Regions from separate parts of the Homo sapiens genome. Here regions 1 and 2 are each linked to region 3. A link is a loop called in an ENCODE intact Hi-C map of the cell type or tissue named here. Cell type or tissue: endothelial cell of umbilical vein. All regions are shown on one strand. Each heading gives the region's core, and the rest is flanking DNA. Links, peaks and the distances in the headings are about the cores only. Region 1 has its middle 81 kb from the start of TMEM106B. Region 2 overlaps THSD7A (thrombospondin type 1 domain containing 7A). Region 3 overlaps LOC124901589 (a long non-coding RNA gene).

Evidence for each region. Hi-C counts contacts between places; a loop is a spot of excess contacts. Peaks named below come from ENCODE experiments on the same cell type or tissue, not always from the same donor. Only the 100,000 strongest peaks of a DNase experiment are listed, where the experiment ranks them.
Region 1: it touches region 3 in a loop (14-fold over the local background); 8 of 110 quality-filtered maps call a loop at or near these places.
Region 2: a loop joins it to region 3, with 4 times the contacts of the local background. A loop is called at or near these places in 2 of 110 quality-filtered maps.

The regions. Positions count from the first base shown.
Region 1 is chr7:12,287,111-12,297,432 of GRCh38, reverse strand. No RefSeq gene overlaps it. Among named protein-coding and RNA genes, the nearest start is that of TMEM106B, 81 kb to the right of the region's middle. In endothelial cell of umbilical vein, for the core only: a CTCF peak has its summit at 5,346 (motif pointing right); no DNase peak of the experiment used is centred there; H3K27me3 peaks cover 407 bases.
Region 2 is chr7:11,367,940-11,378,261 of GRCh38, reverse strand. It overlaps THSD7A (thrombospondin type 1 domain containing 7A), which reads left to right. Exons shown (of 28, transcript NM_015204.3): 27 at 1,605-1,692; 28 at 2,384-7,897. The coding sequence ends at 2,468. Among named protein-coding and RNA genes, the nearest start is that of PHF14, 400 kb to the right of the region's middle. In endothelial cell of umbilical vein, for the core only: a CTCF peak has its summit at 4,524 (motif pointing left); no DNase peak of the experiment used is centred there.
Region 3 is chr7:12,062,887-12,073,208 of GRCh38, reverse strand. The region is part of intron 1 of LOC124901589 (a long non-coding RNA gene); the gene reads left to right. Among named protein-coding and RNA genes, the nearest start is that of TMEM106B, 140 kb to the left of the region's middle. RefSeq lists an enhancer at 6,052-7,251. In endothelial cell of umbilical vein, for the core only: a CTCF peak has its summit at 5,535 (motif pointing left); a DNase peak (open chromatin) is centred at 5,528.

The DNA.
Region 1 (10,322 bases), core at 1,140-9,139, 220 kb before region 3:
AAATTATCATCAATATTTCATCACATATAAAACATAGTTCAGCTATTAAATTGTAGAACATTTAAATCGGGAAAGAAAAAAAAATCCAGTTAAGATCTGGACTCTAACAATCCAAGAGACTAAAAAGTTTTAGTACCTATGTTTTGGAGTTGGTAAATTAAGCTTGTCTTAGAAGTTTTAAATTTAAGGAGAAACTTTAAATTCAGGGTATTATTGGCTACAGCACCAATGTATTTCTTTTGAAAAGATAGTGTTTAAATGAAGCTTTGCTTTTGTGGGGGCCATGGCCTTTGGCCCCCTGAAGTTTCACTGAATATCACTAACATGGGGCAGATTGATTAAATAATGGGGGAGGTCAGAGAGGCCTTGAGGTTTCTTCAGTTCAACATGCCAAAACATCATATTTTGGGGTATTGGTTTTGTAACTATCCAACGGGTTCTCCTTGCCCACTGCCTAGACACAGCTGATTTATCAAGACCAGAAAATTGCAATAGAGAATGAGTTTAATTCACTCAGAGCTAGCTGTACTGAAGGCCAAATTAGTTTTATTACTCAAATTTAGGAGGACAAAAATCGCCTAGTGCCCATCAAGCAGACCATCCAAAGTCAAACTCCTTATCTGAAAAATTTAGAAGTAATTAGACTTCCCTATTATCTAAAGCCAGCAGCTGGTACCAGGCTTCTTTCTCAAGAATTTATAAGTAACCAGAATTTCTATTCATCTCTGGAATGCATGTATGTTGAGACTCATAATGCAACCCTTGCTGACATTAGTGTTACAGGATTCTTTCAGTGCTGCTTTTGCCAGCTGGAAATCTCTGTGGCCACCATGACCTCTGCCTTGGGCCTTGCTTGGACCCACCAGGCTCACTCTGCCCACTCAGCCTAGCAGGCTGCACTTGGTTTGTTCCCCGCCCCAGATCCCACACCTGCCATGGGATCCACACTCAGCCTGCAGCTGGAACGGTCATACCACCACCAGCTTCCACCTTGGGCACCAGCATCTGGATGAGGGGAATGCAGTAGCAACTGAAATCTCAAAGATGCCAGCAACTGCACAGCCCTGAGGAATGCTACAGATCTTGCCCAGGGACTCCCAAGCTCCAAGGTCCAAGGCCCCAAGAAGTGTTACAGCTGTCTCTCATTCCTGCAGCTTGGCAAACGGGCATGTCACAGCACATTCAGTCCCACTGCTCACAGCTCAGTAAAGGGGGACATGTCACAGCTCATTTGGATTTGCCACTGCAGGTTGGAGAATGAGGGCATGTGGCACTCAGCGGTTTTTTCACTCCCGTAGCTCAGCAAGCAGGAGTGTATGTTACAGCTCTTTTCGCACCCACTGTTCAGTGGATTCTAGGTTCTTGTCCCGTGATGAAGAGGAATGAAGTACGTGGACACTGGAGAGTGAGCAAGGCAGATAATTTTATTGAGTGACAGAAAAGCTCTCGACATGAGAGGGGCCCAGAAGTGGGTAGCCCTCTGTGTGAGAAGGGAACAAAAAGTGGGTTGCCACCTGTGAGGCTGAGTCCAAGGCTTTTATGAGAAAGTGCATGCTGATTGATCCATGGGTGGGCCTGGAAGAAGCAGCATTCAATTGGCTAAAGGGCATCAAGGAAGTCCTCACTCTGGTTGTGAACTCTACCTGGAACAGGAAGCTCAGTTTTCAGGCTTTAGACTGTCCTTGGCTCTAAGGTCAGGTTTCACTGGGGACACGACCCTTTCTGGCTAGGAATTTGACTGTTTACTGTCACTATCAATCCCCCCTCTGAAGAGGTACGTCTAACTGACATTATTACAGGGATGGTGACAGGTCTAACTGCTTCATGCTGACAGGGGCATTGTTTTGGGAAAACAGCAGTTAGATGTCTCTCAGAGGTCTACCTATGGGTTCCCGGTAAAAAGAGCCATCATCTGAGGCTCTATTTCCATGACCATTTGGAGTTTGATGGTCTCTAGGTAAGAAGAAACAAATTTTAAAAGGAGGTTAAGTATGCATGGATCAAATATGAGTATTATACTAATCATTCTGAAAACAATGTTTTGATCAGAGCTGTTTCACCCTGGTGAAAGTAAGTCTTTAATGGGGGTAGGGAAGCTAAACTTCAGAAAAGAGATAGCTGTTTAGGGGAGTAGATAATGCCATGGGCTTTCAGGATTAAGGGATTTTTGGCAAAGATGCCTTATGGTGAGGAATAGAATGAAGGCAAGAACAGCAAGCATAGGTGAGACTATAAAGAGGATATCCATAAAATGTTAGTGACACTTATGTTTTGTGATCTTTAGCTTGAGGTCTCCAATTTCTTCACACTGGTGCTTCGGGTGCTCCTCTGGGTCAACAGAGGAAAGTCACTTTCCAAGGTCTTTACTCAAGTATAATGAATCCAAGAATCTATTCCAGTGACTTTCACTGCTGAAGGAGTAGAAAGAAGTACAGTGTAAGATCCCTCCCAACATGGGCGTAGAGAGAGAGAAAAGGAAGGAAGTGCCTTGATCAGAACTAAGTCCCATGGGTTGAACAGAAGTAGCCCTAGTTCATGAGGTTGGGCTTCCGACAGTTTTAGTTCCTGTTGGAAATGGGCCAAAGAAGTTACATATTTAATCAAACCAGAGGTTTCTTGGTCTAGCAAGAAATCATTAATGAGAAAAGGCCATCTATATATCTTTTTGAAGGGGATTAAACCCAGCTTCAAAGGAACATTTCTGGAAAGAAAAGTAATCCAGGGAGATGAGTGTCTTGAGAGACAGTTTTCTGAAGTGCCTTTTGATAGTATCATTAGTGTTCTATACCTTTCCTGAGGATTGTTGTCTCCAGGCACAGTGAAGATGGTATTGTATGCCTAGTGCCTTTGAGACTCCTGGCTTACAGCTACCTTGAACAAGGGACTATTATCACTCTGGAGGTACATTGGGAGTCCAAAGTGGGGAATTATCTCATTAATTAGTACTTTCATCACCTCATAGGCTTTCTCTGCTCAACATAAAAATGCTTCTATCCAGTTAATGATGGTATCTACCCATACCAGGAAGTACTGGATGTCCCTTATCTTTGGCATATGGGTGAAATTCATCTTCCAGTCTTCCCCTGGGTAGCCTCCCATTCTTGGGTTCCAGGGGGGAGAAGCTGTCAATTGAGATTATTTTTAAGGCAAGTCTCACAAGCATTAATGACCTATTTCACTATTTTTAGCAGATTTTTACCTGAGAACAACCTCTAGGCCAATGATATGTTTTATCCTTACCTAGGTAGAAGGCTTGTGAAAGATTTTAAGAACTTTCCATTGGCTGGAAGCTGAAGAAGGTGAAGTTTGCCATCTTCTGATTGTAGCTATCCTGAGGACTGAAAGGCGTATCCCTGAGAGGTGGCCTATTCTATTTCCACAGGAGAATATTGAGGTTTTGTTTCTCTTGTGGAGCCCTCCCAGATCAGAGGGACCTCAAGTGGATCAGATATCTGGGGCCCTCTCACTGCCAATTTAGCTGCTTGGTCTGCCAACTTATTTCCTTCAGCTATTTCATTCATCCCTTTTTGGTGGCCTTTAAAATGTGTTACTGCCACTTCCCATGGGAGGAAAACTGAGAATAATAGTCTGTTAATTTCCTGATGGTATTTAATGGAAGACCCATTTGCTGTGAGGAAATCCATCTCTTTCCAGATAGTGGCATGGGCATGGAGGACTAGGAAAGCATGCTTAGATTCAGCATAAATGTTAACTGCTTTCCCTTTGCTTAATTCAAGTGCCCTCAGGAGGGCAATTAGCTCAGCTAGTTGAGCACTTGTGCCTGAGGACAGGCACGCTCTCAGCAGTGTCATTCAGGCTATTGCATACCCTCCTTTATGGATCCCTTGTTCTACAAAAGAACTTCTGTTCGTAAAGAGAGTCCAGTCTGAGTTCTCTAAGGGGGTTTCTTTGAGGTACTCCTTGGCCACATAGGTTTGTGCTACTGTCTGTTTGCAGTCATATTCAAGCTCCCCAGCTTCCTTTGGGAGGAAGGTGGCTGGGTTTAGGGATGGACAGGTTCTTAACTGGACTTCAGATCCCTCTAATAGCAGAGCTTGATATTTGAGGAGGCAGTTGTCCATTTGCCAGAGACTCTCCTTAGGAGACAGCAGTCCTGCCACATTACGTGGGTATAAATCGTTATGTTATTTCCCATGGTTAACTTAGTAGCCTTTGGTACCAGCAAGTCTACTGCTGCAACTGCCCAGAGGTAGGCTGGCCATCCTTTAGCTACCAAACCAAGCTCCTTGTTTAAGTAGCCTATGTGCTGCTGGGCTGAACCTCAGGCCCAGGTTAGAACTCTCAGGGCCATTTCCTTCCTTTGTGATACATAAAGATTAAGTCTCTCCTATGGGAAGACTAAGGACAGGTGCCTCAAGCAAGGCTTCTTTGAATTGGTCAAAGGCCCTTTTAGTCTCTTGTTCCCAAATTAGGGAGTGAGTCTTAGCTGCCTGGGTCTCCCTAATAGGTGATATAAGGAATGAGCTACTTCTCCATACCCAGGTATCTATAATCTGCAGAATCCTGTAATGCCCAAGAATCCCTTCAGTTGCTTGAGGGTTTTGAGGAGGGTAAAGGAGGAGATGGGCTTAATTCTTTATTCCCCTACTGCCCTGGTCCCCTCTAACAAGACTAGACCTAGGTACTTCACTGAAGTCTGAGAGAGCTGAGCCTTAAGATTTTGAGACCTTATATCCTCTGTTAGCCAGAAAATTAAGAAAAGCCTTATTATCCTCCTCAGAGATTTCCTCAGCTGGGGCACAAAGGAAAATGTGATCTACATATTGTAAAACTTTAACCTGAGAATAAAAGAACTCAGAGATACTTTGACAACTCCTGCTCAAACAAGTGGGGGCTGTCTCACAATCCCTGAGGTAACACTGCATAGGTTAGCTGAGTGGTCTGGTTGAATGGATCCTTGAATGCAAACTAATATTGGGAGTTGGGGTGTAACAGTATGCATAAAAAGACATCCTTTATGTCATAGACTGTGAACCATTAATTCCCTTAGGTATTTGAGTAAGCAGGGTATAGGGGTTTGGGAACCACCAGGTGAATTCAAACCACAGCCTCATTAACGAGGCAGAGGTCCTGGACCAGTCTCCACTCTCTGTTGGGTTAACGTACCTCCAGTACTGGGGTATTAAAAGGGTTGTTTCAGGGTTTGAAGAAGCCCTGCATCCTCAAGTTATCAATGGTGGCTTCTAGCCCATTTCTAATTTCTGGTTTTAGGGATATTATCTCTGATTAGGGAAGAAGGTAGGGTCCTTAAGATGGATCCAGACTGGCATGGCAGTTGTGGCTCTGCCAATTTTCCCTTGAGTTGCCCAAACTTCTGGGTTAACGTTGGTCTCCACTAGGAGGAGACAAAGAGTCTGTCCCAGAGCCATAAGGATGGTGGTTCCCATATGAGCTAATATATCCATACTCAGCAGAGGAGTTGGGCTTTCAGGTATGATTTAAAAGTCTTGAGTAAACATGAGGTCTCCTGAACTACAACTAAGAGGTGAGGAAAAATATTGGGTTAAAGGCTTTAGCTGACTCCCCAGCTGGAGGCACCTCCGGGGTTTGGAATTGCCCTTTGCAACTTATAACCCAGCTAGGCCCTAGTGCAAAGGAACATAAGGCATTTTTTTAATCTGAGGGTCAAAGGACTCCCAGTGATTCAGGATGCACTCAAAAGGAGTACAGGCTGAAAATGGTTTGTTACCCATTTGAAAGAGAGGGTAAAAGGCATCCCTTAGCTCCTTTCTCTCTTTCAGTGAAAACCCAGGGCATGTGAGGAAAAAAAAAAAGTGTCCTTTCCTTCCCCAAGTCTTGGCAACCTCTATAGGTGCCACCCTTTCCTTCCCTGAGTTGTGGCAGCTTCTATAGGTGCCATGCATGAATACAAGTGTGACCTCTACCAATGAAGTGGGAATGCATAGTTAGTAGGGGTAGTCGCACTTACCTATGCTGTGCCCTAGCCTTCTGCTGTCGGTAACCTTTGGGTTTGCTAGACCCCATCTGTGCTATGAATGTGAGCAAGTTCTTCACCCATGAAATGGTAAGGAGTAGTCAGCAGCAGTAGTCGTGCTCGCTTGCGCTGCACTCTAGTCTTCTGCTGTTGACTGCCTCTGGGTCCCTCAGGACTCCAAAGCTTGGAAAATATACTGGAGTGATGTTAAAGTGAAGCTGTAAAACCAGATGCTCCTCAAACAAGGGACAGAAAGCGAGTCCCAGGAATTGGGGCCTAATAAGATGTCTCCCAAAAGGAAAAAATTAATCCCTCACATAGAAAAGCTCCCTGTATTCACAGGACTATATTGACTACTGACATGGTGGGAAAAAATAAAAACCTTAAATGCAGGGGAGGGAAGGTGCCTGGGGGAAAGTAGCCTCTTGCCCTATGCTAATGGGTTTCCTCAACAGGGGAAAGAAAACTCTCAATCATTACATCCTCCTTGCTTCTAAGAATAGACAGAAAACACATTGTTCTGAATTACGCTCCTGATGACTAAGCCAAATGCACATTCTACCCACTTATATTATCTCTGTGCTTTGCAACAACACCCTTAACATTGTATTAATATATAAAGAAAAGATAAAAGCCACTAAAGCCATGAAAGAAAGAAGGATAATGCCATAGAAAAGACTGGAGGTCCTAACACCAACACCCTAATGGGATGTTGGTGACTGGAGTCAGTCCAGTGGCCTTTTGGGTAACATCAAAGTATAGCCTCAGCCAGATAATTGCCCCAGAACTTCCTTCCAATTCCATGCAATGGCTAGACCTCCATGAAGAAAACTGGATTGAAGCAAAGCCAACATTCCCAACACCCAAGGGCGATGGGTGATTGACAAACCCCTCCCCAGCAAGCCTGTCCTCTGAAGACATGCCATTCACTCTTAACTGGCTAACAGAGGCCCAATGCCTCATCTGTTTTTGGAAAAAAAAAAATCTCCATACAAGAAGCCTTGGAATGAAAGTGAAAGAGGTCCACTCTTATTCACCCTTCTGCCAATCCCAGATGAGCCCCTGGAAATGTTACAGGATGTTTTTCAGTGCTGCTCTGCCAGCCGGAAATCTCTGCAGCTGCTGTGACCTCTTCCTGAAGCCTCACTGAGGCCCACTGGGCTCACTCCACCCACTCAGCCCTGGAGGCTGAGCTTGGCTCATGCAATGGCTCAGATCTTGTGCCCGCCATGAGATCCACATTCAGCCTGTGGCTGGACTGGGCAGGCTGTGACCAGCTTCCACCTTGGGCACCGGCATCTGGATGAGAGGAACATGGTGGTGCCCCAAATTTGGATATGCCAACAACCATAGAGCCCCAAGGGGTGTTACAGCTCTCGCCCAGGGAGTCCCGAGGTCTGAGTCCCCAAGAAGTGTTACAGCTTACTCTTGTTCCTGTGGCCTGCAGCTCAGGGAATGGGGCCATATCACAGCTCCTTCGGTCCTGCTGCCTGCGGCTCAGTGAATGGGGGTGTGTCACAGCTCATTCAGTCCCACTGCCTGAAGTTCAGTGAATGGGGGCGTATGGCACCCAGCAGTTTTTTTCACTCCCATAGGTTGGTGAGTGGGAGTGCATGTTATAGCTCTTTTCACACCCACAACTTGGTAGGTTCTAGGTTCTTTCCCCATGATGAAGAGGAATGAGGTATGCAGACAGCAGAGAGTGAGCAAGGCTGAGAAGAATTTTACTGAGTGACAGGAAAGTTCTTGACATGAGAGGGGAACAGAAGTGGGTACCTCTGTGTGTGAGAGGGGGCCCAAAAGCAGGTAGTCACCTGTGAGGCTGAGTCTAGGGCTTTTATGGGCTCAGAATTGGGGAGTGCATGCTGATTGGTTCGTGGGCAGGCCTGGAAAAAGCACCATTCGATTGGCTAAAAGACATCGAGGAGGTTCTTACTCTGGTCATGTACTCTACCTGGAACTGGAAGCTCAGTTTTCAGGCATCAGGCTGTCTTTGGCTTGAAGATCAGGGTTCAACAGGGACCTGTTCGTCTGCCTAGGAATTTAACTGTCTCCTATTGCTATCATCGAGACACCAAAATGTCTACAAGTGTAATCATTTATCATGATCTACATGGCTGCTGATATGGTCTAAATTACCCTTAAGATCCCACTTTAAGGTCCGTAAAATACTGCTAAGTAAAAATCCACTGTGACACACTTACTCCTCTCTTGCTGAGATGCCCTGCTGCACTCTTCTGCAGTGTTCTTTCTTTCTTTCTTTTCTTTCTTTCAATAAAACTTTCCTTTCCAAAACTATACCATTGTGGGTAAATTCTTTTTACTATCTGCGAGCCAGTCACTTTCCATTGCTGGGGCTCTGGTACATCACCCAACACAAATCAGTCTTCCAAAAACTCAGGGATCAGGGTTTTAAAGGATAATTTGGTGTGTAGGGGGATGGAAAGTAGGGAGTGCTGATTGGTCAGGTCATTGATGAAATCATAGGGAGTCAATGCTGTCCTCTTCTGATAAGTTGATTCCTGGGTGGGGGTCGCAAGACAAGTTGAGACAGTTAGCAATCTGAGTGATGCCAGCTTATCCATCTAATGCAGTGTCTGCAAAAGATCTCAAGCACTAATCTTAGGTTTAACAATAGTGATGTTACCCCCACGAGCAATTTGGAAAGGTTCAAAATCTTGCAGCCTCTAGCTGCATGAGTCCTAAACCATAACTTCTAATCTTGTAGCTAATTTGTTAGTCCTGCAAAGGCAGTTTAATCCCCAGGCAGGAAGGGGATTTGTTTTGAGAAAAAGCTGTTATTGTCATTTCAAAGTTAAACTATAAACTAAGTCCCTCCCAAAGTTAGTTCGGCCTACACCCAGGAATGAACAAGGACAGTTAGAGGTTAGAAGCAAGATGAAGTCAGTTAAGTCAGACCTATTTCACTGTCATAATTTTCTGTATAATTTTTGCAAAGGTGGTTTCAGTTTTTGAGCCTCAACACTTTAAACCAACAAAATTATATATTTTCAATGTGCAGAGGAAATGGCAAATATGAATATTTCTAAAACCAAATGCAATTTATTCTAATTTTAAGTGAATTGACTAGATTATAACACGAAGGGAATGTGAAACAGCACTCTCTGTATTGCTTAGACAGGGAACAACATAAACAATAGATCTGTCTAAAAAATGTGTAACTGGACTCAGTAAACTAGACACCTGTTATCAATTATTAAGGACACATGTAAAGGGAATTGTTCAACATACTTTCCTTCCTCCCACTGCCTTATAGTCTTAAAGGTTCTTTGTTCCTTCTGATTTATTGCCCTGTTTATGTATTTCAGCCCCAGAGTCATAGTTAAGGGGACAGCTAAAATTAAGGTACTAAGGAATAGTCTGTCAGTCTTTGCCCCGGGGTAGAAGGCTGCTATAAAGCAAATGAAAAATGAGGCATCATTAAGAATAAATTGTAGGTTTTGAGTATGTTCCTTTATTCTCAAAATGGGTTTTCTTTTTTGAGAATAGCCTCTTTCCATTTGAATTGGCTTGTATTATAAGCTGATTGTGGCATTCTGTTTTCATCTGAGTCTGCCCAGATGTTCCCTTCATCTACAGGATAAATTTCTACTTCATATACAAAGCTCTGTATTTTGAAGCCCTATCTGATGAGTTAGGTTTCAAAATCCTAGAAAAGTTCTCAGAAACTTATGACAGTTATTTTTGTTAAATTTATGCTGTCCTTTCTAATATGAACATAACTTTTGTTAAATTTTTCTTTTAAGCTTTGAAAATTTTTTGCATAAATTCATTGAATTTTACATTTAAAAGCAGTATCTTTATATTAAAAATTGTAACCTTAATAGTTAGCTTTGAAATGTGTTTTAATAGCTCTTTTTCACTTTTTATTTCCACTGGTGATTAAAAGAATGTTTTTAATATTTAGTTTCTTTATAAATATATTTAATTGATAAATACAGAAAACCATATATGAGTATGAATTAAACATCACACGGTTGTGACTAACCCCTACTGACTCCAATGGGGATGGCACTATGTCCAAGAGGACAGAGGAGACCCAGACCCAAAGAACAAAGACATAGGGTTTATGGAGGACTTACGTATGGGGCAGTCAAGGAGTGGTGGGCTAGACAGGAAGACCGCTACTGTTTGCAGCATGCAGTTTACATGGCAATTTTCACTTAGCACCCTCTACCTAGCAACATCCACATCTAGCTCAAAACAAAGGGCCTCTTAATTCCTTGCATATCCTGCAGTCCACAAAATGGACCAGCGGTTCAGGTGTCCTTCATAGAGTAAGCCTCTAGATTGGCTGCTCCTGGGTTCCTTGGCTCAGAACTCTGAACCAACACTCTTCTTAGAC
Region 2 (10,322 bases), core at 952-8,951, 690 kb after region 3:
TAGTCTATGAAGTAATCTCCAGGCAGAGCCAGGCATAGTCTACTTTAAAATGCCATTAGAAACATGAGAAAAGATGGAAGGAATCTGCATAGCTAGCACATCTCCATTTCTATGCATTAAGTCTGAATACTTTCCCTTATTGGAGAATAAATATTGGATTTTTAAGATATTTTAAGTGTTTGGGTGATTTGCTTTTAATCACATTATTCCTGCTTTAATTGGCTTATTTAGCTGATAGTATGATTTATTTTGCAAAGCTGACTTATCTGTGTAAGCATGGGAAACTCTTCCCTCAGTGTTTAAGACAATGGACTAGCAGACAACCAGTAGCAATTTTGACCTTCACTAAGAATTGAAGCAGATCTCCTCAGATCAAAACCAGTCCTTTTGAAAAAAAAAAGAATATTATTGTCATTATTTTAAATTTTATATATAGTTTCCCCAAAGTTAAAATTTTAAAATATTTAAAAGGTGCATGTTCTGAAAACTTAGATATTCTTTGATTTTGAAAAACCCCAAAAAACATTTGTTGAAGAAACTCTCAACAGAGATCCTCAATCGTGGAACAGCTCTTTTGATTCTAAACTGAGCTCAAATTTAAAAAATGAAAGCTTTAGGATTAGAAAGAAAGGATATTTAGAATATTAATTGAGTTTATTCCCAGCAAATGAACCTCTAACTTGATCTAACTCCGGGCAAAAAAATTCCACAGTACCAATTTCCATTTGATGCCTTTCAAATATTGAATAAACCAGAGTCTGTGTGAGGTCAATTTTGCCCAATCTATAATTTTAACACTAAGATCAAATATTTAATTGCAACAGAAAATATATGTTGATGTGAGGATCAAATTAAATTAGCCAATATCATTAATAACATCTTGTGCTTGAAGTTTATTCGGAGCATAGAACTGAGGAGTTCAAAGATGAGACCAGAAACCCAAATTACAAAAGTTCCTGTTATGTCTGATTCCATATAATAGAAAAGGTAGAAAAAAAATTATTTATAGATCCTTTTATATGTTAACCAAACCAGTTGTTTTTGAAAATGACATTGTCAGCCAATTTTAAAACACATTGTAAGTGCAGACTAGATAAAAGATTATTAATTCCATAAAATCTTAAATATATTCACTTTCATTTTACCTGGAATAAAAATGACAAAGTTTTTGTTTAAATACCTATATGCATTAACTCGAGTTTGTAGAAACTTTCTTAAAATTGCATTTTTCATCTTTTCTTCTCATTGCAATTCTCAAAATACACTGAAAATCAGAAGAGAATGTTTATATAGCATTACACATGTATTGAGTTTGAAGTAAAATTGAGATGAAAGGCAGCTGAAGTTTAGCCAAAGAAACTTGAAATCTGAAGTCAAACATTTATAATTTTTCAGTTCAGTTTTCCTTGATAGCTTATCTTTAATGAAGCAGAATCTAACTCATAATAGCAGCTTTGCATTAATCATTAACTGTGCTGAAGCAATAATTCTTTTCGGGTTTTGAAAGAAATTGGTCATATATGACTGATCATTGGTCATAGTTAAAGACTGCCTCATGTATACCAGACTAATGTAAATTAATAACTAATATCCATTCTTCTTAGATGGGAGACTAAAGACCTGGGTTTACGGTGTAGCAGCTGGGGCATTTGTGTTACTCATCTTTATTGTCTCCATGATTTATCTAGCTTGGTGAGTGTTTAAATAATTAAAAATCCAAAGAGATACTTAATCGTAACACAGAAACAGCAAACTAATGTCTCAAATAAGTACTCTACATTTATCTGGTGTTCACATGAATTTCTAAATAAACATGGCTTTAGTCCTAGATGGGCTAAAAGCTACCAAATCTGAGCCATTTCGTTTCTAAAGATGAGCAAGAGCTTGCTGCAGGTCATCTTCTCGAGTATGTTCTCTTGCATACTTTCAAGAAAATATTGCTTTGTACTCAATATGGTGAACTGTAGATTTTTATATTGAATTACTAATGGAGGAAGATATTACAGTAATACCTAATCATATTCAAGTATCTTCTAAAACATGTATAATTTATAAATTATGCATTATTTATAAAGGTTTCTGGCCAAATGAAAATGACCCTACTATGATTTTATTTCTGTTGTTAATACTAAAAGAATCCCACTTGGATAATTTATCTTTTGTAGGGTAGTGAAACACTTGAAGTTTACTTAGAGTTTATTCAAAGCATAAAACTGAAATTCAAGATCAGAAAATCAAATTCTAAGGTAGATAGACTTTAGGCAACGCAGGCAACGAGGCAATTTCAGTTTATCAATTTGCTTTTACTTTTTTTTCGCTTAAAGCAATCAAATTTACAATTAGAAACTGATTTTCTTTCTCCTAATTCCGAATTTTTTTACAGCAAAAAGCCAAAGAAACCCCAAAGAAGGCAAAACAACCGACTGAAACCTTTAACCTTAGCCTATGATGGAGATGCCGACATGTAACATATAACTTTTCCTGGCAACAACCAGTTTCGGCTTTCTGACTTCATAGATGTCCAGAGGCCACAACAAATGTATCCAAACTGTGTGGATTAAAATATATTTTAATTTTTAAAAATGGCATCATAAAGACAAGAGTGAAAATCATACTGCCACTGGAGATATTTAAGACAGTACCACTTATATACAGACCATCAACCGTGAGAATTATAGGAGATTTAGCTGAATACATGCTGCATTCTGAAAGTTTTATGTCATCTTTTCTGAAATCTACCGACTGAAAAACCACTTTCATCTCTAAAAAATAATGGTGGAATTGGCCAGTTAGGATGCCTGATACAAGACCGTCTGCAGTGTTAATCCATAAAACTTCCTAGCATGAAGAGTTTCTACCAAGATCTCCACAATACTATGGTCAAATTAACATGTGTACTCAGTTGAATGACACACATTATGTCAGATTATGTACTTGCTAATAAGCAATTTTAACAATGCATAACAAATAAACTCTAAGCTAAGCAGAAAATCCACTGAATAAATTCAGCATCTTGGTGGTCGATGGTAGATTTTATTGACCTGCATTTCAGAGACAAAGCCTCTTTTTTAAGACTTCTTGTCTCTCTCCAAAGTAAGAATGCTGGACAAGTACTAGTGTCTTAGAAGAACGAGTCCTCAAGTTCAGTATTTTATAGTGGTAATTGTCTGGAAAACTAATTTACTTGTGTTAATACAATACGTTTCTACTTTCCCTGATTTTCAAACTGGTTGCCTGCATCTTTTTTGCTATATGGAAGGCACATTTTTGCACTATATTAGTGCAGCACGATAGGCGCTTAACCAGTATTGCCATAGAAACTGCCTCTTTTCATGTGGGATGAAGACATCTGTGCCAAGAGTGGCATGAAGACATTTGCAAGTTCTTGTATCCTGAAGAGAGTAAAGTTCAGTTTGGATGGCAGCAAGATGAAATCAGCTATTACACCTGCTGTACACACACTTCCTCATCACTGCAGCCATTGTGAAATTGACAACATGGCGGTAATTTAAGTGTTGAAGTCCCTAACCCCTTAACCCTCTAAAAGGTGGATTCCTCTAGTTGGTTTGTAATTGTTCTTTGAAGGCTGTTTATGACTAGATTTTTATATTTGTTATCTTTGTTAAGAAAAAAAAAGAAAAAGGAACTGGATGTCTTTTTAATTTTGAGCAGATGGAGAAAATAAATAATGTATCAATGACCTTTGTAACTAAAGGAAATCAAAATTATATGTTGATTTTTCTTTCTCTCTGATTTCCCAGTTTCAGATTGAATGTCTGTCTTGCAGGCAGTTATTTCAAAATCCATAGTCTTTTGCCTTTCTCACTGGCAAAATTTGAAGCAATCTCTCTCTTCAATGTATGATTTCAAAACTAAAATTTTAAAAGAGAAGAATAAATATCTTATCCAAGACTTCATTGCATATCTAGAGCAAGAGTGGCAAACTTTTTCTGTAAAGGACTATATAGAAAATATTTTCCACAAGGTCTATGTTGCAACTTCTCAACTTTGCCATTCTGCTAATGCAATCTTAGTAAATAAAAGAATGAACATAACTGTTTTCCTATATAACTTCCCTTACAAAAACAGCCAGTAGGCCACCTTTGCAGGTCATATTTTGCTGACCCCTGGTCTGGATGTTTTTTAATGCTAGCTCTCCATGGTGTCATCTTTCGTTTTCATTCATTTTTCAAAGGTGAGAATTTACAGTCATTACATTTCCCACTGTATCAGAAGTAGCTGTATTTTCTACAGATGTAGCCCTGGGAATGGCACAGTGGAACAATATTTAACTAACTCAGCAGACTTCTTGCAAATGAAAAGAAAACTCAAAAGGTGCCATTAAAAAGCAATACCATTTTCAGGCAACATTATTGCAACAACCTTTGTGAGAGAGGACACTAGCTTTTCAGGATATTTGAAAAATAATATAACTAACATGCTATTTTATCTTAAACAGCTGTGTTCCTGTAAAAGTGTTTTGGATTAGAAGGTATTTTTACCTTCATACTGGAGTATGAACTCCCCCTGCTGTTCATTAGAGTATTTGCAAAGATTACAAAAGACATCAGGTTAGGATGTCATTGTCCCCAAAATGAAAATATTTGTATGTATTTCAATAAGAACTAAATGCAGTAAGCGCTAATTCCTCATTCAATATTCACTATATTAGGAAATGTAAATCATTTCAAAGAGAACAGGTAGTCAGGAAGATGAAAATTTTACTTTAAAGCAAGGATTTAAACAAAGAAAACCATAAAAACAAAGTCCATTTTATCTGTTTTATTAAAGAGGAAGAAAAAATAATATTGTTACTTTAAAACTGTGATTGTCAATATATATAATCAGGGGTCTTCCAGATAATCCTAAAGTTGATCTCTTTGAATAAAATAAACTCCATTTGTCCAAAATAGTTAAGAAAGACTCTATTGTGGTTACTTGAAAAATTCAGCTAACCCTCTTATGAAATGTGTGCAACACCTATTAATTTTGAAATGTGGGATAGAATACCTACTAAAGCTATATTTAAGGTATTGTAAAATGTCATTAATTCAGAAAAGATTAGTATCATCCTACCTATAAGAATTAAATTAGCAAATCAAAATTATAGAATGTTATGAAAAATACATTTTATTCATAAATTAATTAGATTTTACAGCATATATGCATGCATATATATATATACACACACACACACACACACCCATATATATGAGAGAGAGGAAATTAGGTTCAACATGACCTAATATTAGAGAACATATTGGAAGGTCACTGTTTGTTAGGATAAATAAATACTGGATAACCTCGTTAGAAAGGTGGAAAGAGGAGAACGTAGCAATCTGGCTATTTTGGACAAAGGGAAGGTTATTATATTCATGTTTATAACATGAAAATGGCCTTATTTTTGTTTCTGACATGAGACAATAATGAGTTAAATATTTTATTGGAATTTCATCAAAACCTTATTTTTACTGTTCCTTCTAAAAATTTGGGAGGGGAATATAGTAGTAACTTCTCTATTGACACTTTTACCTCACCGAGGGGGTAAAAGATGTAGAACTGCTGTTCCCTAGAATGAAGGTCTGTTGTTTGGTTTTTAAAAAAAGAAGAGCAGAAAAAGTTTGACACAGTATTATATGATTTTGCTGGACTATTTCACTAGAAACCACGTAGAATAGGACTAACTGATCTCTTTTGAAAGGGGCTGATTTGCTTATTCATCAATAACTAATCCAATATGTGGACAGTAATCTTAATTTCAAAGCCTTTTTTGAGGATACTACGGTGTAGCTTAAGTGAATTTAAAAAGAGTGCATAAAAGCTTGTTTTTAATTACTTATAACAAAGCACAAATTACTTCTAACAAGGCAAATATTTATTGACATATAAGACATTCTGCTAGGCATTGTAAAAAAAAAAAAAAAAGTAATGGCTTTTGTATACATAGGTACTTAAGACAGACATCCAAAAGAAGGAAAAAATGCTTAATGAGTGAAGATAGCACTGAAACATGTTGACTTTTACTCTAGGTTTGTTTTTAGATGGGGTTAGTATTTTCCCCTACGTAATGTACATGTCTTTAGGCCACAGTATTAGGAGTTTGATTTTTCCCTGCCCCACCCTCAGGTAGGTGGCAGTGGTCATTGTAGCTTAATCAGACCCCTGTTAAGTTCCTGGGCATTTCAAGGTAAATTCACGTCTTCCTTCTCACAGAAATTGAATAGACCTCTCACACACTTATTTACCTCCCCCAACAACCTGTATCCTTGGCCCTTTCTGATTTTCTCTGCTTGGTCTCTTTCTACTCTTGACAGCTATTCTTACCTACTTCCCACTAAACATGCCCAATTTTTTAATTAAAAAAAAAAGAATTCCTATATTTCCTTCCCTATTAGAATCAAAGTGTCACTCACTCAGAGTGTGAACATCCTGATTTACACCAAATCCACTGGTCAAAGAAATGAATAAAGGGAAAAGGAAAAATGTGGAAGGCATGCAGGAAAAAAAAAAAAAAAAAAGCCCTTTTCTGTAAAAATGTCCATGCCTACACTTGCTTTAGACCATCCCATATCCTCCTGCCTCCATCTCGAGTCTTTGTTCACATTCCACACCACAAGACAGTGAGGGAGGACTGTACTTTTCAGTACCATACAGAAGGGAGAGCCTGTTCTAAAGCTGACGTGGGTCTCAATAGTACATGAGAAGCACAATTCCCAAATGATCTGGGATCTCCTGTTTATAAATATATTACCAAATTCAAGTGTGGGTTCTTCTTCTATTTCCACTGTAAGATTGAGGGTGTTGAAAAAACAGTAGTCCTTGAGCAAATCTGTGAGGAATCTTGTCAGAATGTGATCTTTCCTGGGACTAGTTTAGTTGTGAGAACTACATCTGCTTGTTCTGGGAATAAGGGTCTCCCCAGGTCCTGCCCTCAGGTGGCCCTGGCTGCAGGACAGGATTTCAGGTATCAGAAACTGGTGTGTGAGCCAAGCAAATAGTTATCCATTTATAAAAAGGATGGTTTGCAGTGTGTTATAATAATTTTATATCTAGCAGGGACAATGAAAAATGGTTATGTCTACATTATTAAATGAATGAAACTAATGCTAAACAGTTAATTTTGCATTTTTATTTTTCTGTGTTTCTACCAAGTCAGATCTTAAAAATGGGCAGTATATGAAGAGCTTTAGTTTGTGGGAGTCATGTTTTCAGTGATCAAAAATCTCTATATTATTTAGAATATAATTGTCAGTCTTGTTGTGTTTTGTAGATTTATTGTTTTTAAGCCATAGTTTCTAGATTACCTACTTTTAACCCTCAAGTAAACTTTTCCCTATTTTTCAGAAATCTGTTTGTGTTTATTTTTAGAAAGTAAACATTTAGATTCCTTTTCTGGTACTTTTTTTCTCCATTTCTATCACACAGATTTGAAGAGATCAGTATCTATCATTGTAAAATATAACTTTATTAAAATTTGCAATCTGTCTTTCTATAAATTATTATTCCCTAAATGTGTATTTTATGTTAATTTAACTACCTGAATATTTATTTTGTTTAAATAAGGAGGCAGCTGTCTAAGAATTTTTGTTAATATTACTTTGTAAATTGCGTAATGTAATTTATTTTACATTATGTACATTTCCTTTTTAACGCACAAAATGTCTATGTACAATTAACTACAGATTTGCAAATAATGTCACTAAGCTTTATTCAGTCAATACAGATGGCATGTGAAGATGTAATATGCTTTTTTACATTTTCATATGGGTTATTTGTAAATAACTATATTGCTGACAAACATAAATACGGAAATCATTTTCATTCTAATCATGTGTATCTGTGTTTTGATTTGCACCAATTGCTTCTTAAATATGGATTAAAATTTTTTTCCAGTGAATACCTAAATCCTTTTACCTACTGTATTGCCCTTTCCTGGGTTGTATAACAACTCCAATTTAGAAAGTTCAAGAAATGCAAACTTTTACTTTGAAAGTTGGCTGAGGCCACCAGGTGAATCATGGACAAGGGACCTCCTGGTTTCCAGTCAATTCAAAAATGGCAGCAGCAGAGGATGGGGAAACTCTCTACAACAGAGTACAGCTTTTCCCACCCAATCAGTCATAAGGCACATCCCTCACTGTCTCTTGTCCCTGTGTCTACCCACAAAAAACCAAACCTAAAAGTCAAAGCAGAAACTTATGCCTTAACAAATTCAGGAAGGGACACACAACTTAAGACAAGTTACTTCCGGGGTAGTTTGCAGTTAAAACATTTTCTGAAATAGCTATTTGCTAAAATGTAAGTAAGTAGGGAACCATTTAAGCCCTCAATCTGTGAACCACTCAGAACATGTAGCTAGCCTACATGCTTGATGAAAAAATGGTAATTTCCAGTCTTTTTCTTTTCTGTATTACTCATTACAAGTGAAACTAGGTGAAAAAAATTTTCAATGTATCACACAGATTTTTTTCTAGAAATCTGGACTTTCATAGTCAAATAGCTAACTTCATTTATTATTTTGCAATTCCAATTTATGCCCTACAAACAAAAATATGAATATTACTGGTCTACATTTTATTTTTGCTACTTCTGTGTCCCTAGTGATTCTTTCATTAAAGTCTGTATATATTCCACAACACACTTCAATTTATACCTCCCATCAGTGTCAGTTACTCTGAAAAGATATTGTACATACACAAAAATGCATAAATGTAGTCAGGGTTTCTGGTATTGCAGTACTTTTATGTGACTTCCCCTCCCCCTTTCATCTTCTTCCATAGCATCTCCCAGCCAAGTTAACTCAAGTTAACAATCTGATATGTATCCTGTCATATTTTTCTCCCTGATCATATGACATTATAAATATGATAGTGGGGAGTGAGATGGAACAGAGAGAGTGAGAGAGAGAGGAAGAGAGAAATGGGTGAATTTAGTAGATACAATTAGGAAACAGCTTCATTTTTTTTTTCCTATTACTGTTTTCAAACATTATCAAATGTCCTTCATCCTGTCTTTGGTAACACCTAAGGCAAATCCCATAGCTTTTTGATAACAATAAGAGTTATCAAAGTATCAGAGTTATCAAAGTTCCAATCCAGGCTAATCAAAACATCAATCCCTCTCATTGCTTTCATCTCCTTGACTAGTAGCAAATTTGAGCAGCTTTTCATCTTTTCATATACGTCTGGATATTTGGACTTGACCTTCTATAGCATATAATTTTCAAATGGCAATTCTGATGATGCCAATATGTTGTTAATTTTAGGCCATCAACTAATTTTTATTTTATTATTTTTTGAGACAGTCTCATTCTGTTGCCCAGGCTGGAATACAGTCGTGCAATCTCGGCTCACTGCAACTCTGCCTCCCGGGTCCAAGCGATTCTCCTGCCTCACCCTCCCAAGTAGCTGGGACTATAGGCATGTGCCACCACGCCTGGCTAATATTTTGTATTTTTAGTAGAGAGGAGGTTTCACTGGTGTTAGCCAGGATATTCTCCATCTCCTGACCTCATGATCTGCCCACCTTGGCCAGGCATGACCCACTTCACCTGGCCCTAAATTTTAACGTTTTTTGTAAAGAAGGAAAAATAAATTTTGGGATTCTATTTCCCCACAATCTTTTTTGTTGTCATCTCAGGCAGAGGTTCCCCCACCATGTGGCCACCTCACTGTCCCCCTGCCTGTTGTGAGGCTGGATATTCTCTCTCTATCCTAGCTAGCCCCTATGCATGCTCATTCCCACTCATGCTCACCCTTGAGCACAGTGTTACTGGAAGTGATGAAGCTGGAGCCCAACCTTCTATTAAGCTATACATTCTCTTCAGAGCTTTGACATTTTTTCCTACCTCTACCTAGAAACTTCCCCTTGATATAGGCATGGCTGCTCCCCGACTTCATGCAGGTCTCTGCTCAAATGGCCCCCCTCTGAGACGCCTTCCTTGACTATCCCATCACTCTCTATTCTCCTACCCTTCTTTTGTTTTCTTCATGGCACCTGACATTACATATCTTCCTGTCGTTTGTTTTTTTCTCTCTCCCACACAATGAGAGAGGCCAGGTCTTTGTTTTGTTCCTCGCATGGAATAATATCCAACACATAGTAAGAATTATGATTTCTTTTTGGGTGAATAAATTAACAAAAGAATTAGTGAAGTACAAGTTTTATGACTAAAGAGTAGATAATAATAAATAGTGGATTAATTATGAAGAGGCCACTAGAGTTAAAAAACCAACTAACTCATCCATAGCTTAAAGCTGTCAGTACTCTACTCTCATAAATATATCTTATATTCATTTCACTTGCCAGATATATGTTACTCT
Region 3 (10,322 bases), core at 953-8,952:
ACTACAGCATAAAAGCTCTGTATCGGGGGGCAAGACTCCCAGTTGACACTGGGGTCTTCACTGAAACCTTCCCAGACTAAATGATCCTGATTCACTAATCTCCAGCCTGAGGGGAGTCAAGAAGGACAGAGGTATTTTTCTGAAGTGGAAAGCTGTCTTTGACTTGGTAAGTCTCTATGGGGTATAACAAGGCAAGAATCAAATGTAATAGTTTGAGGCAAAATTGACCTGGTTACATTAATAATGAGGTGGTCAGCAATACAGCAAGGAAAGGAGGAGTAATAGAATAGATGAAAGATAGTTAATTTTTTCTTAGCTTTAGTTTGGTAGGGTTTTCACCTGGGACTATGGCCCATGACTCTCGTGTGGGCAGTGCTTTCTTGACTCGGGTGTGATGGGTCCATCCTTTTTCTGCTGTTGAGACTGCGGTTTCAGTAGTTAGGAGCACTAGGTAAGGTCCTTCCCAGGCCAATTCAAGCTTTTCCTCCTTCCAGCTTTTGATGAGGATGTGATCCCCAGGCTGATTTTGATGTACTGGGAACTCCAGGGGCAGTGTCTGTGCTAGGAGACCTTTGGTTTTAAGAGAAGAGAAAGTAGAAGATAGGCCAAGTGTATAATTTTTAAGGAATTGGTTTTTTGTTTCAAAGGTAGGAATGTCAATAGTGGAGCGTAAATAAGGCAATCCATTGAGCATCTCTTAAAGGGAAAGACCAATATCTTTCTGAGGGGCAGTTCAGATTCTTAACAGGGCAATAGGAAAGCATTTGGTCCATGGTAACCAAGTCTCCAGAACCAACTTGGTTAAGCGGTTCTTCAGAGTTTAATTCATTCTTTCTATTCTCCCTGATGAAGGTGGGTGCCAAGGAGTATGATATTCCCATCTAATGTCTAGTGTTTGGGATAGCTTTTTAGTGATGTGCGCAGTGAAATTGGTTCCATTGTCTGAGTCAATATTTTCTATTAGCCCAAATCTGGACACTGTATTTTCAATTAACACCTTAACTACATTATTGGCCATTGCATTTGAAAAGGGGATAGCTTTGACCCAGTGAATGAGGTGATCTGCTATCACTAGTAAGTATTTTAGATGACCTATTGAAGGTATCTCTGTGCAATCAATCTGGATACTTTGGGATAGCCTTAAGCCTGGGCTCCTTCCCCAAAGGGGTATTCTTTTTAGTTTTCTTACATACTATACAACTGTCTGTAACCTGTTTGGCCAGGGTATAAATTCCTGTGCACCGATAAACTCTGAGGACTGTATCACACATGGCTTGGGGCCCCCAATGGGTCCCTTGATGCAGTTGGGACAAGACTTCCCTCATAAGGGATTTGGATAACGTTTCTGTCTGGTCTGGCAGTATCCATTTTTCTTCTGAATTCTCTTTAGCATCTGTTTTTATTAGTTTTTCTTTTTTAGTGGAAGAGAAAATGGGGATCATGGTAGGAGAAGGAAGGTAATGAGTTAAGTCAAAAATAGGTGTTTTAGAAGAAATGGCAGCCTGTTTGGCTATCTGATCTGCTAGGTTATTTCCTCGACTTTCACAAGAAAGACTTTTCTGATATCCAGGGACATGGACAATACCTATTCTTCTGGCAACTGCAGATTATTAAATATTTGGGTGATTAGCTCCTTATGAAAAAGGTCTTGACTTTTACTACTAAAGAGACCTCATTCAGTCAAAATTTTCCAAATGTGTGAGCCACTCAACAGGTGTACTGAGAATTGGTATAGATGGTTCCTTCCTGGTTCTGAAAGTACTTTAAGGCTTGGCTGAGTGCAAACCGCTTGCAAGTTTGGGCAGACCAATTATGAGGCAATTTTCCTGACTCTATTTCTTCGAGAGTTTCTCCATCAAGTACTGAATACCCATTGTGTCTTTTTTCCTCAATCACCCGGGAGGAATCATCTATAAATAACTCTCGTCCCGTCCTGAAGGGAGTGTCTCCTAGGTCTGGTTGGACTTTTAAATGATAATCAATTAAATCTAAACATTTGTGCTCTCTCTTTAGATTTGGATCCCCTGTTAGGAAACCTGCTGGGATAAGTGAATTATCAGTGGTTAATATTAACAGAATAGCCTCATACTTTAAGATTCTTGAGTCAGTAAGCCACTGCCCTGCTTTCTGGTTTAAGATAGTTCTAACTTGGTGGGGCATGCTTACTGTCAATTTTCCTCCAAAGGTTAACTTTCTACTTTCTTTACTAATACTCCTGTAGTTGCAATGGATTGGATGTATTGAGGCCATCTACAAGTAACTGGATCTAAGACTTTTGACAGGAAGACCACAGGCTACCAACAGCCTCTGTGTCCTTCAGTAAGCACTTCTAAAGTTACTCCATTATCCACGTTGACAAAAATGTGGAATGGCTTTTTAGGGAAGGTAAGGCTAAGACAAGGGTGGTTATGAGCCTTTCTTTCAGCTCTTTGATCTGATCACCTTTCTCAGAAGTCTACAGGAGATGGTCAGGCTTCTTCTGGGCAAGTTTTTGATATAAAAGTTTATTGTTTAGTGCATATGAGTCAATTCATAAGTGACAGTATCCAACTAACCCTAAAGATTTCCTGAGTTTTTATTTAGTTTGAGGCAAGGGTAGGGATACGATTCCCTCAACTTATTTAGGCCCTATTTTTCACTTGTCTGCACTGTGGCCTAAATATTTAACTTCAGGCTCTACCTACTGAAGCTTTCCGTTTGAGACTTGTAACCCTTCGAACTGCAGATGGTTAAGAATATGTGTAGAGAAGCTAGCTACTTTCTCCATATCTTCACCAGATATAAGAATATCATCAACATATTGGAGTAGGCATATTTGTTTTGGGATGATGACTTTTTCTAATACTTGTTCTAAAATTTGACCGAAAAGGTTAAGGGAGTCTGTGAACCCTTGGAATAAGACTGTCCATCGATATTGTTGTTTTCACCCTGGATGGAGATCTTTCCACTCAAAAGCAAATATATCTTCACAATCTTTAGCCAGGGGACATGTCCAAAAATCATCCTTCAAATCTGTAACAGTAAACCATTGATGATTATATGGAATCTTGCTGAGAATGGTGTAAGGATTGGGAACAATGGGGTGGGTAGTTTGGACTATTTGGTTAATGGCTCTAAGGTCTTTTACCAGCCAGTATGACCCATCTGATTTCTTGACAGGCAGTATTGGGGTGTTATAAGAGGACATATAGGGCTCAAGAAGCCCATCTTTAGTAAGACCTTCACTTATAGGTTTTAACCCTATCCTGCCCTCTAGGGGAATGGGGTATTATTTTCTCCTTACTACTTCCCCGGGGGTTTTTAGCTTGATGTGGATTGGAGGGACTCAGAGTTTTCTTCAGTTCTTTTCTTTGGACCAGACATTAGAATTAATGTATTTTGTCTCTGTATTGGTGAGTAGGTTTAATGAGGTGAAGAATTCTCTTGGTCTGACTTGTAGGCCTCTGCCTAACTTCAACATTAAATCCCTCCCTAATAAATTAGTCTCTGCTTCAGGGATTAACAAAAACTGAATATGAGCTGATTGATCTTGGTATTTGACTTTTGTGTATTTTAAAATTTTTGTTTTAAATCCTTCACCTTTCACTCCAGAGAGCAAAAGTCCTTCCAAAGAGTAGGCAATATTAGATGGGGGGAAACCAACAGAGGAACAAGTCATCCCTGAATCGAACAAAAAGTGATAAATTCATGTTTAGGTCCCACTTCTAAATTTATTAAGGGCTCCTGGTGGGACTCAACATAAAAGAGACAGAGCCCCTGACTCCCTTATTCTTCCTCAAAAGTAATGAACGGAAGGACTTTTTTCTCTTTTTTGAATTCAGGACATTTCCTCTTGAAGTGGCCTGTACTTTCATATTTGTAGCACCTATCTTGTCCTTTGTACCTCTCAGTTCTGGGATTTTTTTACTTTGTTTTGCCATACTCTTCAGAGGGCCTTGGTCCTCCAGATGGAGGCTTAGGTCTTTTAAAGAAGGGTTTGGACCCTTTATAGTTTCTGTGTCTCTGGAAGCTCTGTTTAGAAGGACATGGATTTGGAGTCTTCTGTTGGAAGGTGGATAATGTAAGTTTTGTCTTTTGTTTCTGATTTTTTTCGTCTCTCCTCACACATAACTTTTGAGTTTCCATGCGAAGTTCACTCGGGGGACGGTCTGGTCTTTCCAATTTTCTATTTTTTTGTACTTTTTTTGAAATGTCTGGCCAACTTTTTGTGAAAAATTGGAGTTTTAACATTTCTCATCCAAAGGGATCTTCTAAATTGAGGCCTGTATATTGTCTCATTTGTTCCTTCAGTCTGTCTAGGAATTTCATAGGCCCTTTATCCTTTTTCTGTTGCATATTAAATGTTTTAGAAAGATTTTGGGTTTGGGGTACTGATTCCCGAGTTCATTTGATTATCACCTCCCTTAGGCCCTGTGTATTTTCCTGGTGAGTTGTGTTGTTATTGTCCCAGCGGGGGTCTTGGGCAGGGAATTTCTGGTCCATGGTAGGAACGTTTTGACTGGGTGAATGCTCACGTTCTCAAACTACTATAGCAGCCCTATGAATCATACTCCTTTCTTCTCCTGAAAAGAGGATGTCCAAAATGGACATTAACTCAACCCAAGTGTATAACTGAGGTCCTAAAAATTGATCAATTTGATCTGCCACTCCGTAAGGGTCATCTAGTAATGGCTTAAGCTCCTTTTTTAAACTCTGGAATTCTGAACTGGTTAAGGGAGTATCCATGAAGTCAATGGTTCCTCCTCCTTGTGGCACCTATCTTAAGGGAAGGAGATCAGGGGCTGACTCTTTAGTTGTAGAGGGAAAAGGGAAGTTTCGGATATCCTTTTTATATTGTTCTATTTCACATTGGAGTCCCTTTAGGGAGGGGTCCTTAGGCTGTTAGGGGACAGACTCTTGGGATGATAATTTCCAAGAGTCAGGATTGTAAGGAGGGGGAATAACGTGAGTAGGTGAAGAATCTGGAGCAGGATCTTGGGCAGCAGCAGCTGTCTGAGGAGAGGGCTTGGGGTCACTGAGCAGGGGAAGATGGTCTAGGGGATCCCATATGCTGGAGTCTTTGCGCATGGGAACTAACTTATGTAATTTTTCCTTTTGTGATGTTACATTGGGTTCTTCCCTAGTTGTCTTTAAGGGGAAAAGGACAGGTCTCTGCCTCCAACAAAGAGCATAGTCTAGTTCCTCTTGAGAAACGAGGCTTTTATCATTTACATATTGAATGAAAAGCTGACACATTACATCTTCATTCGACCCAAACTTTGGTCAGAAGATTTGAGGGTTTGAAGATGGGTCTCTGAGTCCAAATAAAACAGCAATATTTTATCATTTGTTGCTTTTTCTTATGTTTAGTCCTCTCATTATTTTTCCAGTATTTTAACATGAGACCTAGGGGACTATGAGGGGGAATCATCTTTGTTGGTATTTTTATCCTTTTTACTCCCTGTCTTGCTTAGGGTATTTCCCATGTTGGGTCCTAGTTAGGCTTAATCCCTCATACTAGAGATTTCTTGCCTATCTTTTAGCCCCACCTGCTGGAGGATCCTTGCACCCTTCTTTTGCTTCATCCACTCTGGCCGCTTCCCTTTTGGGTGTCTAGGCCCCTCTTGGTATTGGCATGCCAGTTTGAACCCCATGGCAGGATCTGTCCTAAGCCGTATGAGGTGACCATGGAACCGCAGATAGGACCCACTCACTCCACACAGCGGTAGTGCGTAGTACCATTCACACAAGCAGCACTGCAAGCAGTAGTGTTTGTGATCATTTAAACACACTTTTAACCTCCAGAATATCTTGACCAGCAAGGAAATACTTCGTCACCCCTGCGACATTGCTTAACTTGGTCTGTGTACAGAGTTACCTGATTGCTGCGGTATGTGAGAATCCTTTCCCCAAGCTATCATCCTGTTTCCTTCTGGGTTGTTGAGAGCCCGAGTTTATTTGTCGCACTGGGTGGTTCCCCATCTCTCACCCTGAGGCCACCACAATGAGGCAATGGGACGCGTCTCCCCACGAGAAGTGAATGGAGACCCATTCCCTGGAGGAGAATGGGAATCCCGGGCAGGCGCCCAAAATTGTTGGAAGTAAATGCTCGGTGCCACAAAGTGAAAATAGCATTCAGACAAAAGTTTTCTCAACAAAACAATTTACTTCTATAGAAGGGTGAGTCTCATGGATAGAGCAATGGAGAGAGCACACCAGACAAGGGAGGGGAAGAGAGTCTTATCCTTAATGCAGTTAGTCCCTACTGCTGTGTCTTTCCTCTATTGACTAGGGTTAGACCGCACAGTCTAAGGTAATTCGGGTTGGCTATTTTAAAGAGAGCAGTGGTACAAGCTGAAATGGCAGGGTGAGTAGTTTTGGTGGGAGGGATGGTTACAAAACAGGTGACTAAGTATGACTAAGGACAGAGCAGGTGACTAAGGACAGAACAGGTGACTATAAGGATGACTAAAGACAGAGCAGATGACTAAGGACAGAGCAGGTGACTAAGGACAGAGAGGGTGATAGAGGTTAGGAGGGGGTTGTTTACTGAAACTAGGGACAAAGAGACGTAAAGAACAAGGAAGTTAAACTTTAAGATGAGGAACAAAGAACAGGGAAGCTGAACATAGTGACATATTGGTTCTTTAAAGAGAAATCTACTGTATCCTACAAGGCCTTAGTGCAGACCAAGTTGCATTACTTCTGTGGTATGGCAAACAGTCCTAAAATAAGCAGATATAAAACAAACAAAATCATACAGCATGTTTTCTATTAGGAATACAAAGGGAAAGCAAACGTAACATGTCTAGTCCTTAGTAAAACCTGGGTGACAAAAGAGAAGAGTGAAAAAGGGCAGCACATCATTGTGGTATATGTTTCTTATATATGTTTCTTAACGTCCTTTCGTTCTTTACGTCTCTTGTCCCTAGTTTCAATAAACAGCCCCCTCCTAATCTCTATCACCTGCTCTGTCCTTAGTCACCTCCTCTGTCTTTACTCATCCTTATAGTCACCTGTTCCATGCTTAGTCACCTGTTCTGTCCTTAGTCATCCTTAGTCACCTGTTTTGTAACCATCCTTCCCACCGAAACTACTCACCTCACCATTCCAGGTCATACCCCTGCTCTCTTTAAAGCAGCCAATTGGAATTACCTTAGACTGTGTGGTCTAACCCTAGTCAATAGGGGAAAGACACAGCAGTAGGGACTAGCTGCATTAAGGATAAGACGCTCTTCCCATCCCTTGTCTGGTGTGCTCTCTCCATTGCTCTATCCATGAGACTCACCCTTCTATAGAAGTAAATTGTCTTGTTGAGAAAACTTTTGTCTGAATGCTATTTTTACTTTGTGGCACTGAACATTTACTTCCAACAATTTTGGGGGCCTGCCTGGGATTCCCATTCTCCTCCAGGGAACAGGTCTCCATTCACTTCAAGTGGGGAAGAGCTTCACATACACCTTTATTTTTTATTTTCATTAATGTCACTAATTCACATTATAAAATGATGGTAAAACATTTACATAAGTGCTGGACTGCAGTTCAATGTGTTTTTAAGTGCAGAAACAAAGTTACCGTCTAAACTAAATTTTGTTCCATTTGACGTAAAAAGAGAAATATCTACTTAAAGCAATCTTTCGTTTTATAGGTGAATGAAATGCTAATCACAAATAATTCTCATATAATCAGTAAAGAAATCACTTATAAAGTCCTATAAGCTGACATTTTGTCCAGCTCAAGCTCCTGTTTGTACTTAAAATATTAAAATTATAAGTCTTGAAACTAATTCTAACTGGAGGATCCTGCTTGTTTGCAGTCTCTGCAAAACAGTTTCAATATAGTATATTTCAACTTCCTTTCAAGACGGAGACTATATTTCTGTTGTTGAAGCAATTAGGTGCATATTTTACCTACAACAATCAATAAGTAGACAGTCTGTTTCTTATACTCTTCTTCCACCACAGCTAGGTGTTAGACAAACACAAGTCATTCAGGCATTTTTAAAAGACCCTTCTTTCTGTTGCTATGTCCTCTAATTTCTGATTTCTGCCTGGGGGAGCTTACAGCAAGTATAACTCTCTTTTGTGGTGGCTAGGGAAGCTAAAAAAAAAAAGTTTTGCAAAACATAAAATAAAACACCCTTTTTATAAAAGCAAGGTGAAAAGTTCAAACATCCAGCTTCATTGGCAAATTGTGATTTGGCTCCATGAAAGTAAGTTTACTCCCTGATTCAGTGAGAAGATACATACTGATCCTTAGTAACTGCTTTGCCTGTGGCATGTGTGATAATCACATTATGTAGACCATTAATCTGCTTCCGGGTCTATTTGATGTCAATGACTCAGTTATATTTATGGATGGGGCAGATCTCAGTTTTACCTTTTAAAGTTACTTAAAGAGAATAAGCATAACAATATGTATTAGTTTTCTATTGTTGCCATAACAAACTAGCACAATGTTAGTGGCTTAAAACAACACTAAATTATGTTACTCTTCTGGCAGTCCTACATAGTCTCACTAGTCTCAAATCAAGGTATCAGCAGGGTTGCATTCCTTTCTGGAGGCTTTTAGGAGGATTGGTTTCATTGACTTTCCAATTTCTAGAGGCTACCCACATTTCCTGACTATGACCCCCTTTCTGCATCTTTAAAACGAGCAAAATTCATCCTCTGACAATCTTTTGTTATATATCTCTCTGATTGCAGCTGGGAAAAAGTTTCCATTTTTAAGAACTCGTATATTTAGACTGGGCCCATGTGAGTAATCCAGGATAATCTCCCCATTTAAAGATCCTTTACCTATGGCCAGCTGTGGTGGCTCTGCCTGTAATCCCCGCACTTTGGGAGGTCGAGGCGGGAGGCTTGCTTGAGGCCAGGAGTTTGACACCAGCCTGGGCAACATAGTGAGACCTCATCTCTACAACAAATAAAAAAAATTATCCAGTATCTGGGCATAGTGGCATATACCTCCAGTCCAAGCTACTTGAGCACTGAGATGGGAGAATCACTTGAGCCCAGGAGGTCGAGGCTACAGTGAGCGAAGATCATACCACTGCAGTCTAGCCTGGGTGACAGAGTGAGATCTTATATCAAAAAAAAAAAAAAAATTTCTTCACCTGAATAACATCAACCAAGTCCCTTTGGCCATGAGAGGTAACATATTAGGATATGAACAACTTTTCTTGAGGGGAGGAAGGGGTGGCATAATTCTGTCTACTATAGAATAGTTTAGGACAGCAATATCCAGAGCAAATTAAATGTGCAAATTTATTTTTGGTAGAATTTTTTTCTCCAATTAAATGAGTTTCTTTCAGCTCTTTCCCTGAAAGGTATTTTGATTTTCATTATATTTCATTCTTTTGATTATTTTCACTTAATAGATGTGAAAATTGAAGTTCATAAAATTATCAAAAGTCATGCTTCAAGATGTAGGAGGAGCCAAAGGCTGCATCAGGTGTTGGGTTCGAAGAGTCTTTCCTCCAGTGACCCATTGTTCTCCAAATTATTCACAAGAGAACAGACAAAAAAGTGATGTCCTAGAAAATCATAGGCCAGTCTCTCAACCAGAAAACTTCTGGGAATGCTATTTTTAAAGTCCTTAACAGATTTTTCTTACTGAAAGTCATAACAAATGTTTCCTCTAGAAAAAAATGTTTCTATTGAAGTATATTTGACAATTGAAAATTGTATATATTTAAGAAGTACAATTTGATGATTTGATATACATATTCATTGTGACATAAGTGCAACAGCCAAGATAATTAACATAGCCATTTCTTGAGTTATCATTTTTGTTTCTTTTTGTTGTGAGAACACTTAAGAGCTAACCTCTTAGCAAATTTCAATTATACAGTAAGTTGTTTATTATAGTCACATTGGTATACATTAAATCTCCATAACTTATTCTTGTTACACTGAAACTTTATACTCCTTAACAGGATCTTGCTGTTTCCCCATCTATCCAGTTCCTAGCAAACACTCTTCTTTCTGCTTCTATGAGTTTGATTCTTTTAGATCCCACATAGGAGATCATGAAGCATTTGTTTTTCTGTGACTGGATTATTTATACATGGTTTATCCACGTTGTTACAAATAACTGGTTTTTATATTTTTTTGCAATGTGGAATAATATTCAGAAAAAAATATTCATAAAAGCTGTGCAACATTCCATTATGTATTTATACTACATTTTCTTTATTCAGTCACCTGTTGATGGACACAGGTTGTTTGCACATATTGGCTATGGTGAATAGAGCTGCAATGAATATGGGGGTGCAGATCTCTTGAAAATCTTGATTTAGTTTTGTTTTTATATAGTCCTAGAAGTGAGACTTCTGGGTCATA